Linked DNA regions of Mus musculus: all the other regions are linked to region 1. A link is a loop called in an ENCODE intact Hi-C map of the cell type or tissue named here. Cell type or tissue: gastrocnemius. All regions are shown on one strand.

Evidence for each region. A loop is a pair of places that touch in the nucleus more often than their neighbours do. Peaks named below come from ENCODE experiments on the same cell type or tissue, not always from the same donor. Only the 100,000 strongest peaks of a DNase experiment are listed, where the experiment ranks them.
Region 2: a loop joins it to region 1, with 2.2 times the contacts of the local background. A loop is called at or near these places in 2 of 42 quality-filtered maps.
Region 3: a loop joins it to region 1, with 5 times the contacts of the local background. A loop is called at or near these places in 13 of 42 quality-filtered maps.

The regions. Positions count from the first base shown.
Region 1 is chr17:45,847,552-45,850,051 of GRCm38, reverse strand. No RefSeq gene overlaps it. Among named protein-coding and RNA genes, the nearest start is that of Gm35692, 20 kb to the right of the region's middle. In gastrocnemius, a CTCF peak has its summit at 1,265 (motif pointing left); a DNase peak (open chromatin) is centred at 1,271; H3K4me3 peaks cover 975 bases; H3K27ac peaks cover 1,799 bases.
Region 2 is chr17:45,906,786-45,909,285 of GRCm38, reverse strand. No RefSeq gene overlaps it. Among named protein-coding and RNA genes, the nearest start is that of Gm41584, 23 kb to the right of the region's middle. In gastrocnemius, no CTCF peak of the experiment used is centred here; a DNase peak (open chromatin) is centred at 1,556.
Region 3 is chr17:46,131,248-46,133,747 of GRCm38, reverse strand. The region is part of intron 4 of Rsph9 (radial spoke head 9 homolog (Chlamydomonas)); the gene reads left to right. Among named protein-coding and RNA genes, the nearest start is that of Rsph9, 12 kb to the left of the region's middle. In gastrocnemius, a CTCF peak has its summit at 1,475 (motif pointing right); DNase peaks (open chromatin) are centred at 605 and 1,480; H3K27ac peaks cover 2,045 bases.

The DNA of each region.
Region 1 (2,500 bases):
TGTCCCCTTCCTGCCTGTCCCCTGTTCTCTAAATTTTGTTTCCCTGCAACTTTTTTTTTCTTCTTTTCAGAGCTGTGAGTGGAGCCCAGGACATTTGCACATCTCTTCCCATATGCTAAGCAGACGTTCCACTGCACTGTGGTGACCGTGTGGACTGTGTAGTAAGCCTGCCCACATATCCCATATATTGTGCTTGTTTCATTTGATATATGTCCCCCTCCACTCTTGGCATGTCAGTTCTGTGAGATCACAGACTTTTGCCAATCCTCAGTGAACACGTTGACTAGGAAGGGGAATGAGCATTTAGAACCCACTAACATCAGCACCGACACTGAGGAGGACGGCCAGGGGCCAGCACGTCTTAGCAGGAGCTGACCCACAGCCGGAATGTGTGATTACAAGTAATGGTGGTTAGGGATGGGCGAGGGGTCAGTGGGGTTGTGGCCCCTGGTTCAGATCTGTCCCATTCCATTCTGGCTGTAGGGGTGTGTGTGTGTGTGTGTGTGTGTGTGTGTGTGTGTGTGTGTGTGTGTGTGTAAGAGAGAGAGAGAGAGAGAGAGACAGAGACAGAGAGACAGAGAGAGACAGAGAGAGACAGAGACAGAGAGACAGAGAGACAGAGAGACAGAGAGACAGAGAGACAGAGAGACAGAGAGACAGAGAGACAGAGAGACAGAGGAGAATGAAGAGACCCGGGAAGTCTACTCATCTGAGCAATGCGGCTTGAGCCTCCCTACCCGAGCTTCTCAACTTTGGCTTAGGAGAAGCCCTGACCAACACGGAAGGGACACAATGTAGAGAAGGGACTGTACCCCACACAGGCACATGCTATGTGCCAGACAGATTCCACGTGCTGGCTCTTCATCACCGCCCATTTTACAGATGATGGAAATTGAGTCTCAGGTCAGGGCAGTACATTTCACAGACGGTCAAACTGAGGTTTGAGCTGGCTCTCCAGTTTTCCTGCTATAGACATAGAAAGCAAAGTGGAAGAATTTACACCTAGGTCTCTGCCGCCTTGAATTTCTACCTCCTCTAGAGGTGACTGAAAGACCAGCTATGCCTAGCTAGTGAGCCATAGAGCTGGTGTTCTTCAAAGGGGTCTCTGAGGGGATAGTGCTGAGTATCAGGATGTTGTGGGGCAGCTTGGATCCTGTGCAGCTCCAGCCCCGGGGTAAATCCCACACCCATTGGGCATGGCATCCTCAAGGCCTTCTTAGGGGTCAGGGACAGCTCTCCTCAGCTCCCGCTGGCTGGCAGCTCCCTCTGCTGGACCCAGCCCTGAGGAGGAGCTCAGACACTGGGACGCCGCCGCTGCTGTCTGTCTGTCTGCACTTGGAGGCTGACTCTCCTTCCACTATGGGAGTGAGGGAGTCACATGCCGGGCACCTGTCGGGTCTTCAGGTTATCTGTTGAGGAGATCTACACGGAGGATGGATTTGGGGTGATCTGAGCCCCTCCTAGAGAGGTTGAGTACAGAGGGGCTTTGAATGCTGGTGCCCCTCTACCCACTCCAGAGGCAACAGTTATGTCTGCAGATGAGTGCAAGCCAGGCTGGCTCCCCATCAGACTGGAAACTCCCTGTGTCTAAGTTTAAGTGATTCCTTCTTCAGGCCAGGAGCCCCTGAGCTGTAGTCCCGCTCAGCTCCATAGACCAGCAACTGAGCCCCTAGGCTGGCAATCCCACATAACCTCTGGGACAGCCTTGGCCTTGGCCTCCTGGCTCTCACACACCTGTCACTGTCACTTGACACCCCCAAGGCACTGGGAAGCAGGGGTGTGTCCCACCCTGACCTTGGTCGCCCCTGAGGTGATACAGTGGAAAGGACCTGAAGGAGCGGGCCCAGGATGGGACGTGACTGCGCCCCTGAACTTGGGCTGCAGGCTTGATCATAGGGAAAGTGATACCTCAGGGAGGTGGAGTGCCCGGTGACATCAGCGTACGTGACTGTCAGCCCAGTTCTATCTGCCACCACCCCCGCCGCCACCGCAGTGTGCCTGTGGAGTACACTGACCTTCAGAGGCAAGCCCAGAGTGCTATCTGCATGTACCCTTCAAGGACAGGCTTGTCCCCAGGGTGGGGCCCACTCTTTGACTCCCCATCCTCTAAATGAAGACTTTGGGGTCCAAGGAACCCCCTAGCCTCAAGCCCTGTCTTGCCTGGGCTCCTGGATCAGGAGCTAGCCGTGTGCTGGGTGACTCTGCTGCTGGCAGTCCTGCCCCGAGGGGACCGATCGCTCCCTTGGCTCTATTAGACCTTTCTCCTGAGTTCCTGGCAAGCTCCTGGTGATTGGAGGCCAGTGTAGAGGGCACCTGGCACCCCACCCCAGGGCTGCTGACTGAGCTTGCAGGCCTAGATCCCCGAGGGACAGCTAGGACAGGCAAGGCTGGATGACCCAAGGAAGCAAGTTCAACGACTGTGGATAACCATCTCATGCTTCAAAAGTGCCTTCTCAGCCCCCATAGCTGCTAGAGCTCTTTCTTGTGGTCCCTCCGGAGC
Region 2 (2,500 bases), 59 kb before region 1:
AGTGTTGTGAGCCAGTGCTATGCCTGTCAGACCTGGTAGACTACCTGCTGGTCAGGGTCTTGCTGGATGTGGGCGGAGTAGGTCATGGTGGGCCAGGCATCCTCTCACTTTCGTAAGTGTGACCAAGTCCCTATAAATCATCTCAGGCCAGAATTCTTACTCCACTGTCCCTGCCCTGGCCACAGCTACAGTAAGGACTGTCACCGCCTCTCCTTTGTCCTGTGCTTCTGTTGTGCTGGGAACATAGGCAGGACTATATGAGCCTATGCTCACAGCCATCCTCCAAGGCTTTAGGAGAGACAGTTTCCCAGAAGAGGAGGCTCAGAGGGGGGAAAGCATCAATCGCTTATGACACTTTGCCATGTAGTGACAGGGCAGAGCAGGATCTAACTCCTTTCAATCCACGGTGGTGAAAGATATGTTGGGGGGGGTTGAAGTGGGTAGGGGTAGGGGTCAGGGAGTCTGGGGACCAACAGCAGTGATTGGTCATGCCCTGAGGGGGGCGGGGGGAGGACTGGCATAGAAAACGCATCTTGGAAGCAACCCACTGCCTGCCAGGCTCCCCTCAGGCTCTCAGCCCCAGGCTGTGTCACAGACTTCACAGTCAGCCGAAGTCTAGGGGCTGCAGGTAGAGGTACCCCAAGACTTCCTTACTTCGGGTCTTCTAGCTCTTGGTCTTTGTCCCAGATGAAGCTGGGTACCCCTTCCGGCCTGAGGGTTGTGAGACCCAAAAGGGTAGGACCGAACCTAGAAAGGAAACATTATCTGAGGAGAACCAGAAGCCTGGCCGTGTGGTGGGAAGACTCAGGTGTGTTAGCAGGCCTCTTCCCAAAGCCTTGGGCAGGCAGCAAGCTCAGAAAAGCCCTCTGCCGCTGTGTGGTCCGTTTCCACAGCACTCAAATGTCCCTCTTCTTTCTGCTCCCTCATTCTCTTTGTGTTTCCAGTCCTTTCAACATTTTATGTACAGAGGCTGGTATGGTGGTACACGCCTTTAATTCCAGCACTCAGGAGGCAGAGGCAAGGGATCTTTGTGAGTTCGAAGCCAAGCCTGGTCTACACAGTGAGTTCCAGGACAGCCAGGGCTCTGGTACACAGAGAAACCCTGTCTCGAAAAACAAAAGCAATCTGCTGTCATGCCTCATCAACCTCCTCATTGTCTCTCTGCTTCTCTCCAGCCTCTGGCTGTTTTTGTTTCCCTCGTGGTCAGCCATGTCTCCCTGTCTGTCTGTCCCCTATCTGCCTGCCTTTCTCCTGGTGTCCGACCTTTCCTCTGCCTCAAGTACTATCTGTTTCCCTGCCATTCTCTCTCTGAGTCTTTGTCTTTTTCCTCTTATTATTCTGAGACATGACGGTGTCTTAACCCAGCGGGGACAACACGTTCCACAGACAAATTACTTAACCAAAGTGAAGAGGAACGTGCTTCAAGCAGGGCTTCAAGCTCCTGTGTCTTGCCCTGTAATGTGCACTCACGTGGTGGTAGGGGATGCTGGGGGGGGGGGGGATCGTGGGAGGCGTGGCAGGAGGCCAACCAGTGCGCATGCGCGTCCTGGTGGGAGGGGCTCCAGGCTGGCTGCAGAGGGCAAGCGTGGAAGTGCTTTGTGCCCACCTGCTCAGGTGGCTTTCAGGAGCATGTCTTTCTTCCCAAGCTACAGCCAACCCTTTGATCCCCTGGGACATGAAAGCAGCCATCTGTATTGGCCATTCCTATAGGTAGAGGAGCGTGGAGGGACAGGGAGAGAAGCTGAAGGTTGGCCAGCATCTACAGCTTGTACGAACAGTGTGGCCTCCTAAAGTCCATCCTTTATCCCGCAGGGAACGGCCCTGGACGTAAGCCCTTCCACTGAGCTTGTAGGTTGGGGCAGTACTACCACTTTGTGTGGGCAGTAGCCATAACTGACTGACTAGCTGACTGTTCTCAAGATCAAATGGGGAGGAAGTGTTGTAATGCAGAAGCCTGCAACGGGGCTTGTTAGAACAGAAGGTCGCTGTGAACAAGCAGAGACACCCGAGTCCACGTGGCTTTGTAAGTCTTCAACCTCGCGCTCCCTGCCCCCCCCCCCCAACCCCTTCCCCACCTCGGGGAGTACACCTGCTGTCCTCATAACAGGCCTTTCGTGCCTTTCTGTGATCTAATTTTCAACTCGCTTTGGCAGACTTCAGAACCTTGGTCTTCTCCAAGCCTAGAGATGCAGAAGAGATGGTGATCTACTTGACCGTCTCATGAGCAAAGAGACTGAGTTTCAGGGAAGCCGAGGTCAGTCAGTTAAGTGGGCCTAGAAAGGGCAATGAGTGGTTCATTTTGCAGATGGGGAAGTAGAGGCAGGCAGCAAATGAAGGCAGGACCTGAGCTTCTACTCTAAGCTGTTTCTTCTAACCCACAGCACAGGATAACTTTCTCTGCTTACACACTGTATAAATGTAGTTTTAGAGCCACCTGCCTTTCACGGGGGACTCAGAGAGGCCTGGGGGGCAGCTCTGGGGAGCTGAGCCTGTATTAGTT
Region 3 (2,500 bases), 280 kb before region 1:
AGACCTTTTAGGTTTATTTCTCCTTCCTATCATCATTCTATTTCCTATGTCCTTTGATAACTCTCTATTTGCTGATATCCAACCCACTTTGGTACCAGCCCTCCTCCCCGTCATTATGTAGCAGGAGGGTCAGAAGTTTAATGTCATCCTTGGCTACATAGTAAATTCTAGGTCAGCTGAGCTATATGAAACATTATTATTATTATTATTATTAAATTTGAGACAGGGTTTCTTTGTATAGCCCTAGCTGTCCTGGAACTCACTCTGTAGACCAGGCTGGCCTCAAATTTGCAGAGATCCACCCGCCTCTGCTTTTCAAGTGCTGGGATTAAAGACACATGCCATCCACTCAGCCAAAATATGGATTTTATATGTACACATATATAATTTCCAGGTTCCTGACAAGCTTTGGTGGGAAGAGCTAAGGAGGCTTAAGGGAAGGCCCGTGATCAGAAGGCAGTGTTCACAGGTGGACAGAGAAGGGACAAGCAAACCTGCAGGTTCCTGTCTTAGGGCGACTCACAGGGCTAGGGACGATGGTTCTGAGCAGCTGGTTCCACCACACGGAGGCACCTGAGCCAAGTCACCTTGAGTGTGGGCTTACAGTGATGGGGAGGTGGCTTCTGGGACTCGTTGGCAACAGAAGGAGAATGACGAGGCCGGGATGGCTCTCCTTATCAGACACACTCTGGCTTCCTTCCAGACTCTTCTAGTGAGAGCTGAATGAGCCGCTGGGCGCCTCTCCTGCCTAGCAGATGCAGTGGTGATGACCTGTGCAGAGTCAGGACTAGAACCCTTGGATACCATGCCTGGCTAGAGGGGTGGAGTCTGTAGATCTTTAGCTCTTTCTACTTAGGGAGGAACATTGCTTTCTGAGTCTGAAGCAGTCATTCAAGATGGCTCAGGTCACCTCTAAGCAGGTGTGAAGTGGGCCTTGTCCTGGGGTCTCTGTTCCCTGTGCCCACAGAGATAAGCCCAGAGCTCACAGCTTCTCTCTGAGTGGAAGAGAACAGAATGGAGAGGGATATTGCCTGAGGCTAATATCTTGGCAGTGAGCTGCTGTGTGATGTCCTGGGATGGAAAGTTTTGTAGGGATGGATCCCTGGCAAGATCCTCCTCCTGATGAGTGCTAAGACTTCCTGGCTGCGGGCTTGCACCGGAAGACAGGTGGGGCAGTACGCAGGGCAGCCAGCTTCCTCACCTGGACTCTGCCATTCAATACTCCTTAACCTTTCCGCTCTGTCAGCAGAGCATGGAGCAGCTGCTGCGTGCCAAGTTCTTTTGGTGCCCTTGGAATGAGAAAGACAACGCTCTTAAGTCAGGAAGGTTTGAGCGCAACCAGGAGAAGCTGAAAAAACAGAAGTTATACTGGAAGATGTTGGAGGGTAGGATGGGGTGGGGGTGCGCACAGAGTAGGCAGCAGAGGCAGCAGGTGGCCGGGGTCCCAACAAAGAGTACTCAGTGCAGTGCCCAGTTTGGGCAGCAGAGGGCAGCAAGAGTCCTGCAGCCAAGAAATTGACCTTTAAAAGCTGCTGGTGGTTAGTGAGGACAGGGAGCCTGAAGAGAATGGGCAGTGTGGCATCAGCTTTATGGGGGTTCGTGCAGATGGCTCCTACGTCTTTTAGAAGCGATCAGAGGACCCTACCCCTACCCCATTGTTTACTTATATTGGAGGCTGCACCAGGGGTGTCCTTTTTCTCTGTCCCCACTCTGAGAGGATTGACTCTACCTTGTGGTAAAGAGAATGGTGGCTTTCAGGAACTTACAGCCATTTTTTTTTAAAGATTTATTTATTTATTATATAAGTACACTGTAGCTGTCTCCAGACACTCCAAAAGAGGGCGTCAGATCTTGTTACAGATGGTTGTGAGCCACCATGTGGTTGCTGGGATTTGAACTCCGGACCTTCGGAAGAGCAGTCGGGTGCTCTTACCCACTGAGCCATCTGACCAGCCCATTTTTTTTTTTTTTTAAATTTCATTTTACCTGTATGGGTATTTTGTTTGCATGTATATCTGTGTACTACACATATGCCTGGTGCCTATGGAGGCCACCATGGCGCTGGTGTTAGATGGTTATTAGCCATCACGTAGGTGCTGGGAATCAAATCTAGCTTTGAGCCATCTACCCAGGCCTTCCCGGCCATTGCTTAGTGTGATGACCTTTAGGGGTTGAGACGTAGGATACCTGCTGCTCCCTCGACAGTTTGACCTGAGCCTGGCCCTTACTCTCTCTGGCATTGGGAAACCCAGGAAGACCTCCTGCCAACTGCAGAGGCTCAGCTGCTGAGTTCCAGGCTGGATCTTCTCCCCAGTCTCAGTACAGGTCTCTGGAGAGGAAGCCAGGTCTGAGGAGGCCTGGGGCTGTGAACTGATCCACTGGATCATTCCTTCAAAGGGCTACTACCACAGTTGTCTGGGCCTGGTTTTTCCATATTTACAGTTGAGATGGAGGTGAAGGTGTCAGGTACACACTGTGTGTCTGCTCACACACACACACA